3 separate regions of the Homo sapiens genome follow, and all the other regions are linked to region 2. Evidence: chromatin contacts called from ENCODE Hi-C or POLR2A ChIA-PET data. All regions are on one chromosome and are shown on one strand. The core of a region is the stretch at or near the end of the contact, and the rest is flanking DNA. Distances in the headings are between cores, read along the strand shown. Region 1 overlaps OBSCN (obscurin, cytoskeletal calmodulin and titin-interacting RhoGEF). Region 2 has its middle 9.1 kb from the start of GUK1. Region 3 overlaps OBSCN (obscurin, cytoskeletal calmodulin and titin-interacting RhoGEF).

The links. A loop is a pair of places that touch in the nucleus more often than their neighbours do. ChIA-PET counts read pairs that join two places held with the same protein, here RNA polymerase II (POLR2A). Pooled maps may share reads with other maps.
Region 1: a pooled map shows a loop between it and region 2 (8-fold over the local background). The contact joins two enhancer-like sites. A Hi-C loop is called at or near these places in 1 of 37 single-sample maps with no recorded cell type and 4 of 50 pooled maps. POLR2A ChIA-PET finds 5 or more read pairs at or near these places in 1 of 52 experiments (K562).
Region 3: a loop to region 2 is called in a pooled map, with 2.7 times the contacts of the local background. The contact joins two enhancer-like sites. A Hi-C loop is called at or near these places in 17 of 168 maps with a recorded cell type or tissue (CD4-positive, alpha-beta T cell, CD8-positive, alpha-beta T cell, IMR-90 and 10 more), 13 of 37 single-sample maps with no recorded cell type and 30 of 50 pooled maps. POLR2A ChIA-PET finds 5 or more read pairs at or near these places in 5 of 52 experiments (Caco-2, Panc1, T-cell and 2 more).

What each region holds. Positions count from the first base shown.
Region 1 is chr1:228,336,948-228,339,647 of GRCh38, reverse strand. OBSCN (obscurin, cytoskeletal calmodulin and titin-interacting RhoGEF) reads right to left here. Exons shown (of 116, transcript NM_001386125.1): 76 at 2,522-2,644; 77 at 2,265-2,404; 78 at 1,504-1,704; 79 at 1,276-1,358; 80 at 622-795. Among named protein-coding and RNA genes, the nearest start is that of TRIM11-AS1, 56 kb to the left of the region's middle. Within about 2 kb of position 1,252, at least 2 of the 41 ENCODE cell types and tissues checked have a DNase peak (open chromatin) inside an H3K27ac peak, as active enhancers do.
Region 2 is chr1:228,129,782-228,132,481 of GRCh38, reverse strand. No RefSeq gene overlaps it. Among named protein-coding and RNA genes, the nearest start is that of GUK1, 9.1 kb to the left of the region's middle. Within about 2 kb of position 1,346, at least 4 of the 41 ENCODE cell types and tissues checked have a DNase peak (open chromatin) inside an H3K27ac peak, as active enhancers do.
Region 3 is chr1:228,281,155-228,283,854 of GRCh38, reverse strand. OBSCN (obscurin, cytoskeletal calmodulin and titin-interacting RhoGEF) reads right to left here. Exons shown (of 116, transcript NM_001386125.1): 36 at 1,650-1,922; 37 at 571-837; 38 at 86-352. Among named protein-coding and RNA genes, the nearest start is that of OBSCN-AS1, 69 kb to the right of the region's middle. Within about 2 kb of position 1,290, at least 3 of the 41 ENCODE cell types and tissues checked have a DNase peak (open chromatin) inside an H3K27ac peak, as active enhancers do.

The sequences.
Region 1 (2,700 bases), core at 3-2,502, 210 kb before region 2:
GAGGTGTTGTATGCTATACGCATGCGTGCATGTATTAAAGTGTGCAGATAAAAGGGTGTGCATGTACATGCTGGGTGTGCACATGTGTGCAGAAGTGCATATGCATAGATGTGCAGAGATAGTGTGGGGGCATGTACATATGTGTGTCCATGTGTATAACATATATACATGTACACAGGCATATATGCGTGTGCACGTCTATAGGCATGCACTGTGTGCACATAGGTGATGTGCACGTGTATGTGGGTGTATGTACTGTGTGCATGTGTGTGCATTTACAGATGTGCACATGTGCCATGCACATGGGTGTATGCTGTTAAAGGCTGCACCTGTACACATGTATGTGTTCATGTGTGCACACGTGTGAGGGTGTGCATGCACTTGGGCCTGCGCACATGCCAGTTAGCAGTTGGTGCACCGCAGGCCTTCCCATGAGTAAGCCAGGTACACATGTCTGGGTTTCTGAGGGGAGGGGTGCTGAGGGATAAATCAAGTCAGCACAGGTTCTCTCCCCCCTTGGCTCCAACCCACCTGCAGGAGGCCTGGCCCTACAGTGTGTCCATGCATGGACGTGTGTGTGTGTGTGTGTGTGTGTGTGTGTGTGTGGCCCCACCCACCCACCTGCTGTGGAAGCGGCCGATGTCCCGCACATTGCGGAAGATGACTGCCTTCTGGCCGGCCACAGCTATGGGCACGTGGGGGCAGCGCTCCAGGTGCTGCAGGTGGTGGCTCTGCAGGAACTGCAGCTCCTCCACGAAGGCCTGCTCAGAACTCAGCAGCTCCTGGATCACAGAGCTGGGCAGGAGGGGGCTGCCGTAAGGGACCACGGAGCTCCTGCTTCCCGTGCAGGGACTGTGGGCCACGAGGCCCCCACTCCCTCAGCTGCTAGATGGGAGCGCCTCCTGCTGCGCAGCCTGTTGCCTGCTCGCAGGAAGTGGGAGAGCAGGTGGAGAGAGGCTCCCTCTTGGACAAGGCCGGCCCCAACATCAGGAAGCCACCCAGATGGGTCCTGCCAGCACGAGGCTGGGAGGGCAGCTGCGGGAACCCAGGCAGCTCTGGGCCTGCTCTGCTGTCCTCGGCCCCCACCCGTCCCTAACAGGCTCACACAGGAGCGCTGTTTCAGAGGCCCCCGCAGAGGAATCAGCATGGCCATGACCCCAAGACCTCCAGGGTTAGGTCCTGGACCCAGAGCCAGGGCAAGCGGCCTGCTTCTTTGGGAGACTGTCCAGCTGGTGGGATGCCAGTGCCACCACCTCCGGCCCGGCAGTCACTCACCTCAGCCTTGCCTTGTATTCGTCTTCAGACACAGCCTCCCCAGGGAACTCAGGGGCCTCAGCGGCCCCCCACTCAGGTGACAGCTGGTGAGGGACAGGAGTTTTCTGTTGGGGTACTGAGCTCTGGCCCTGCCCCGCGGGGATCGGGCTCTCGCCCCTCAAATTGGGACGACCCTGCTAGGGGCCTCCGGGACCCCTGAGGACCCCTCCTGCCTGGCCATTCAGATACCTTGAGCCTCCTGTCCAGGTAGGCTGGTGACACCCAGCCCTGCCGTGAGGGGCTGGACTTGGTGGGCTTGGTGCGGACAAGCCAGCGCAGTGGGTGGGCTGCATCCAGGACCTCCACATACTGGCCTTCCCGCAGCGTGATGGCATCCTGCTCAGCCCCTAGGGGCAGGTAGTCAGCGGTGACCACGTAGATGTCAAAGATCTGAGAGAGGGATGGGGGTGCTGAAGTGGTGAGACCCGGGAGGTGCCAGCCGGGCCTGCCGAGATCCTAAGCCACAGGGCAGGGATCCCCAGAGTCAGCGTGCACACGCCCAGTTCCCCCTCCACGCAGAACAGCGGGAATGTGGGAGACCTCCCCTGCCCCACCCCCAACCTTAGAGGTCACCACAGCCCCAGGGTCTCCAGGCCTGGACTGCCTACACTCAGTTACTTGTTTACCTTCTCCCCATCTCCACACCCACCCCAAGCCCTAACAGGGTGCCTGGTACACTGAGGCCTGAGACACATTCTCCATTGAAGGAACAAAGGAGTGAATGAATGAATCAAACAAATGGCTCTCCCAGAAGGCAAGTCTCTGCCGGGCCCCGTGAGGAGAAGACCCTGTTCTCACCAGTTCCTGCCTCCTATGCACCTTGGTGCGGTCCCACCTCCCTAGAGTCCCATGGGGGTCCTGCCTCCTGAGTCCCTCTCCACCCTGCACCTTCTCTTCAGGAAGGTCAGGGCCTCTCCCTGCCCTGCTCCCAGAGGGTTCCAGCCGCCCACCTCGCCTCGGGCATCGCCGTCCTCTGACTCTGAGGAAGACTCCTGGATGCTGGAGGATGGCCGTGATCGGCCATGGCGGGGGGATGCAGATGGTGTCTTGGAGTCCTCATCACTGTCACCTCCGGGCACCTGCAGCTTGGCTGGGGGTGCAAGGATCATGACACCCTGGCCTGCCTCTGGCTCTCCAGGGCTCAGGGGAAGGGCAAACACCCCAGACACACCCCAGGGACCCTGGCACATGGGCTGCTGCCCCTCACCCTGCGTGATCTTGGCCGATACCATCTCAGTGATCTGGGAGGTCAGTTTCTGCAGGAACTCCTCTGTGCCCACCTCAGCGAGGGACAGGTGGCCGAGGGCCTCCTTGGCAGCCAGAGGCTCTTCTGCGGATACAAACGCTCTGCTCAGGTGGCTGCGTGCCCCTCGGATGTATACCAGG
Region 2 (2,700 bases), core at 97-2,596:
TGCTAAAGCTAATTTTAATAAAACCATTCAAATAAATCCATTCAGTTTCAGTCAGGTTTGATAACACAAAATTTCCACAAACCATTTATAACCCCTTTGTTAAACAAAAATGTGTTATTCATATCTTTGCTTATCAAACACATCTTTTTTTCCTTGCAGACAGAGTTGTTTTCTTTCTAGTAGTTTAATCCCATATGTTATTACAACTTTTAACTGTTAGAATCTTAATTTCTAGAACACTAGCAAGCATTGTGGTGAACTTATATCAGCATTCACCATTTCATAATTTCTGGAAACAATATTTCATGTTACTAGACCTAAATGCACTTAGCTTTTCTATACCATATAAAAACACGATGCCAAAGTGTTTAAACTTATGCTTAGTAACTAATGTTTCAGTATGCTAACTTACTTAAGACATATTTATACCCATGTGAAGAAAGTGTCTGGATAAAGTCCATCTGCCAAACCCTGAGTGGCCCATTAGGCAGGTCAGAATGGCCAAGGGCTGTTCACACTGGCTTTCCAGCATTGATTTCAAAGCAGGTCTGGCAGGTCAGGTAAGCCCTTTTTAGCAAGTCCATTGACGTGGCCCCACCAGTACTATTCATAAAGGTGATCCTCTTTTCCATAGCCCCATGGCTCAATTCATGCATAATACTTAACAGAAATTTCATGGAGAAAAGTACAGGTAAAAGTAAAAGGACAGGCCTTTTACTTGGTCCACACCAGAGTTCCTCTCTATCACTGAACCATCAGCCTGTATTTTTCCCGTTGTGGTTTTTTTGGCCTCTGGTGCTGGATAATGTTCATCTTTAGTCATGGTTCTAAGATCATCCTTTGAAAATCTTTCCAGCTGGAAAATTACACCTTATGTCTTCATAAGAGGAAGAGAGACCACCCCCCTCACCATATGATGTCCCGAGCCACCTCCCTTAGGACTCTGCAGGGAGTCCCCACCAGCAAGAAGGCCCTCACCAGATATGCCCCCTTGACTTTGGACTTCCTAGCCTCCAGAACTGTGAGAAATCCGTAGGACTCTTAAGGGCAGCATTCTTAGCAACATTCTCAGCAAGGTAGTATCCTCTAGCCTCCACGGAGTCTAGTTTCAAATGGCCTGGAACCTTTATCATGGCCACAGCAGCAGGTATTTGTATTGCATATAATAAATCATAAGGTTCATTATTGAAAGTGAGGAAACCTGTTTCCACAACATTCCAAAATCATGAGCAACTCCAAATACTTACCTGCTATCTGTGTAATGGTTAGCAGATTTCCCCTTAGCGAGAAAGCAGGCTCCAGTGAGGGCAAATAGCTCCACCTGCTGGGCTCAAGTGGCTGAAGGTCAAGAGGCTGCTTTCCCAACCTCAAAGCAAGTGGGCGTAGCATGACCTGCAGGATATTCACCGCGATCATCCTGCAGGTATGAGCTATCTGTGAACCGGGATAGTTTCACATAGTCCAGGGGAGTTTTCTGTAAATCCTTTCGGGAAATCAAAAGATGATCCACTGGCCGGGCGCGTTGGCTCACGCCTGTAATTCCAGCACTTCGGGAGGCTGAGGCGGGCGAATCACGAGGTCAGGAGATCGAGACCATCCTGGCTAACACGGTGAAACCCAGTCTCTACTAAAAATACAAAAAAGTTAGCCGGGCGTGGTGGTGGGCGCCTGTGATCCCAGCTGCTTGGAAGGCTGAGGCAGGAGAATGGCGTGAACCTGGGAGGCGGAGCTTTCAGTGAGCCGAGATCGGGCCACTGCACTCCAGCCTGGGCGACAGAGCGAGACTCCGTCTCAAAAAAAAAAAAAAAAAAAAAAAAAAAAAGATGATCCACTAAAATCAGACAGTGGCATCTCATCCCAGAGTAGAGAGGAAGGAGAGTGGTGGGATTAAGTTTATTACAGCAAGAGAAAGTAATATGGGGAGTGGTTAACAGAAGGGTCTCATAAAAGGTGAGGTGGCTAGAAGAAAATGTGGCACAAAAATGGTCCAAGGAGATCCCCTGACGACTTCTTTGGTGGATTTGACCCACAGGGTGGTGGCAGGGATAGCCCTCAGACAAGGAGATCTGCAAGCTCCCAGGTCCCACTGTTCACTGTAGTATCATATGGGAATATGCTGATTTTCATGCTTTTAAAAAATTTTCAATTTAAATTTTCTTCAGAGACAGGGTCTCACTCTGTCACTCAGGCTGGAGTGCAGTGGCGTGATCATAGCTCACTGCAGCCTTCAACTCCTGGGTTCAAGTCATCCTCCCACCACAGCCTCCCAAGTACATGGGACTACAGGTGTGCTACTATGCCTGGCTAATATTTAATTTTTTTGTGGGGGGGGGGGTCTCGTTATGTTGCTAAGCCTAGTCCCAGACTCCTGTCTTAAGTGATCCTCCCACCTCAGCCCCCCAGCCATGGCCAGCTGCGTGCTTCTCAGTTAAAACTGCCAGGGTGCTTCCTTCTTTTTCATGTACAGAAAGGAAAAATTGGGGGTTGTGTCGCTTCTCGGCCTTTTGGCTAAGATCAAGTGAAGAAGAGGAGTTGCCTTAGTCTCCTGTTGATGTGACTGAATACCTGAGACTGGGCAATTTATAAAGAAAAAGAATTTATTTCTCACAGTTCTGGAGGCTAGGAAGTCCAAAGTCAAGGGGGCATATCTGGTGAGGGCCTTCTTGCTGGTGGGGACTCCCTGCAGAGTCCTAAGGGAGG
Region 3 (2,700 bases), core at 41-2,540, 150 kb before region 2:
TGATAAGAAACTGAGGCTGGGCCTGTCCACCTCCAAGTCTCCGTGCCATTCAAAGCCTAGGCCCGAGCACACTTGGCCGCCTCACCTTGCACTAGGAGCTGGGCCCGGGACTGGGCCTGGCCAATGTCGCAGGTATAGGTGTCGCTGTCTGCCTTCTCCAGGGCACTGATGGTGAGCCGCAGGGTCAGGCCCTCCTGGCTGGGCTGGTGCTTCCCTGAGGCCCGTAGCTCCAAGAGGCCCTTGCGCCAGGTCACTGTGGCCGCGGGGTGCTCCGTCTTGCACGTGAACACAGCTGTGCCTTTCTCCTCCACCTGCAGATTGGTCAGCTCCTCTGTGAAGCAGTTTGCTTTTTCTGGGGCAGGGAGATGGAGGCAGAATAGGTGGGGCGTGAGGCCTGCACAGACCCCAGGCCGGCCCCGTTATCTTCCAGGCCCGGCTGCAGAAGCTCTGGGACCTGAGTTGAGCCCTTCCACCTGAGACAGAGCAGCTCAGGCTCCAGGGGTGGCCCCGTGCCCCGCTAGGGCAGAGAGGCCACTCCAGGGCCACGCGTGGGGCTCCTGCGGCATTTACCTTCCACATGGAGGCTGGCTGTGCTCTTGGAAGCCTCCACCTCACACGTGTACTCGCCCGCGTCCTTGAGCGAGGCCCCGCGGATGACCAGCATGGCCATCGTGCCCTCGCAGACCACATCATACTTCTGGCTCTTGCGGATGGCCTTCCTGTCCTTCAGCCAGTGCACGGGCGTTCCCGCCCGTGACAGCTCACAGCGCAGCTCCACGTCCTCCCCTGGCGCCACCCACTGGTCTTCCAGGGGCTTGATGATGGCGGCCGGCCTCTCTGAAGGGAGCAGGGACAGCTGCCCTTGAAGCACAGCCAGGGCCACGGCACCAGCCACAGATGACTGCAGCCACAGCCCCAGCCACCATCTGGGCTACAGCCATAGCCCCAGGCACAGACCCAGCCAAAACCTACCACCTCCACCATGACCAGGATTGGGGCAAGGACAAGCGTTTGACAACATTCACTCTCTGGTGACCAAGACAATAGAACCTGCAACCCCCAAACTCTGGGACCTCGGCCCTCAGGAGCTTCAGAGTCCTGGAATGTTAGTGTCCCCACTGTCACCACGGTGGGACTTGGGAGGCAGGAAGATCAAAAACTACAGAATTTTATCCCCTGGCATCTTTCAGGCCCACACTGGCATCCTCTGAGTGTGCCCCACCGAGCTGCACCAAGTGTGCTCGTCAGGGGCGCGAACTCGGGCGCTGGCGGTGATGTCAGCAGAGCAGGTGGCTGGGGCCTCAGGCCAGTGCTGCCAGACTGGCCCTGTGAGTCACAGCTCTGGGAGCTACCAAGTGCTCAGGGCACTCAGACCACGGATTGGAAAAGAATCCAGGCCTATATCAGAGCTCAGAAAAGAGTGCAACCCCAATTCCACTCGAGAACCGCCCCCAGCATCCAGCAGGTGACTCAGGCCCTGCGGCTTCTAGAAGGGGTGCTCTGCAGCAGCTGGGGGAGGCAGGCCCCAAAAGCCCCCCCCACCAGCTTCTGTAGCCAGGGGGGCCCAGCTCCTGGACTCCTGGGGACAGGCCCAGGGTCCCCACTCCTCAGCCCAGGTGATAAGCCCCCGTCCGGCAGGCCCTGCCTACCTCTGACAATGAGTGAGGCCTTGGAGGTGAGGCCCCGCACAGAGAAGACCACCTCCCCGGCATCACTTGGTGCAGCCTCCCGGACCACCAGGATGTATTTTCGGCCCTGACGTGTGGCCTGGAAGCGGCTGGAGCTGCCCACTGTCTTCCCACCGACTGTCCACATGGCCGGGTCGCTGGCACTCTCGTGGGACAGGACGCACTCAAAGCTGCAGCTTTCCCCTTCCAGCACCTCCATTGTCTTCAGCCTCTTGGTGATGCCCACGTGCAGATCTGCGGGCCATCAGAGACTGTCAGGCCAGGCAAGAGGACAGCACTGCCCTGGGCCAGACCTAGGAAGGGCCAGACCCTGGGAGGGATCAGAGCCCAAGGGACCAGACCCTAGGAGGGATCAGAGCCCACAGGGACCAGACGCCAGGAGGAGCTGGATTCCTTAGAGGGACCAGACCCCACAGGGACCAAACCCTGGGAGGTGCCAGACCCTGGGAGAGGCCAGGCCCTGGGGGACAGGGTGCCACATTGCACCAGCCAATGAGTAGATGCCCCTCTGCTGGAGCTGGCTGCCCCTGGCATCTGCATAACCAACAGCTCTGATCCAATCAGTGTGGCAGGGAGAGGGAGAACCCATGGTCATCACAGGGAGGAGAGGAGGCACAGGACCCCGGATGAGGGGCCTCCAGGCAGGCTAGTCCCAGCTCCAGGACAAACTCACCATGCCTCCTGCCCCTTCCCATCTCGTTACAAGACTGTCAAGGACCAGCAAACAGGCTGGTTACACCACCTGTCACCCACACCAGGATGCCACTGGGACCGGGCACACACACAGAGGGGGCCAGGTAGCCACCCTGCAGTTGAGGGAACTTCCCCTGAAAAGCAGGACAGGTTCCAGGGCACGCACGCCCCCAAGGCTGCAGGGCTGGGTTCAGGGATGGCTCTACCCTGCCAGCCCAGTGGCCTTAGGGCCTTGCTGGGGCCCCGTGAAGGACAGAGACGTGGCCTACTCACAGCCCCTGCCTGGCATCTCGGCTTCTCCCTGGCTATCCCCACTGGT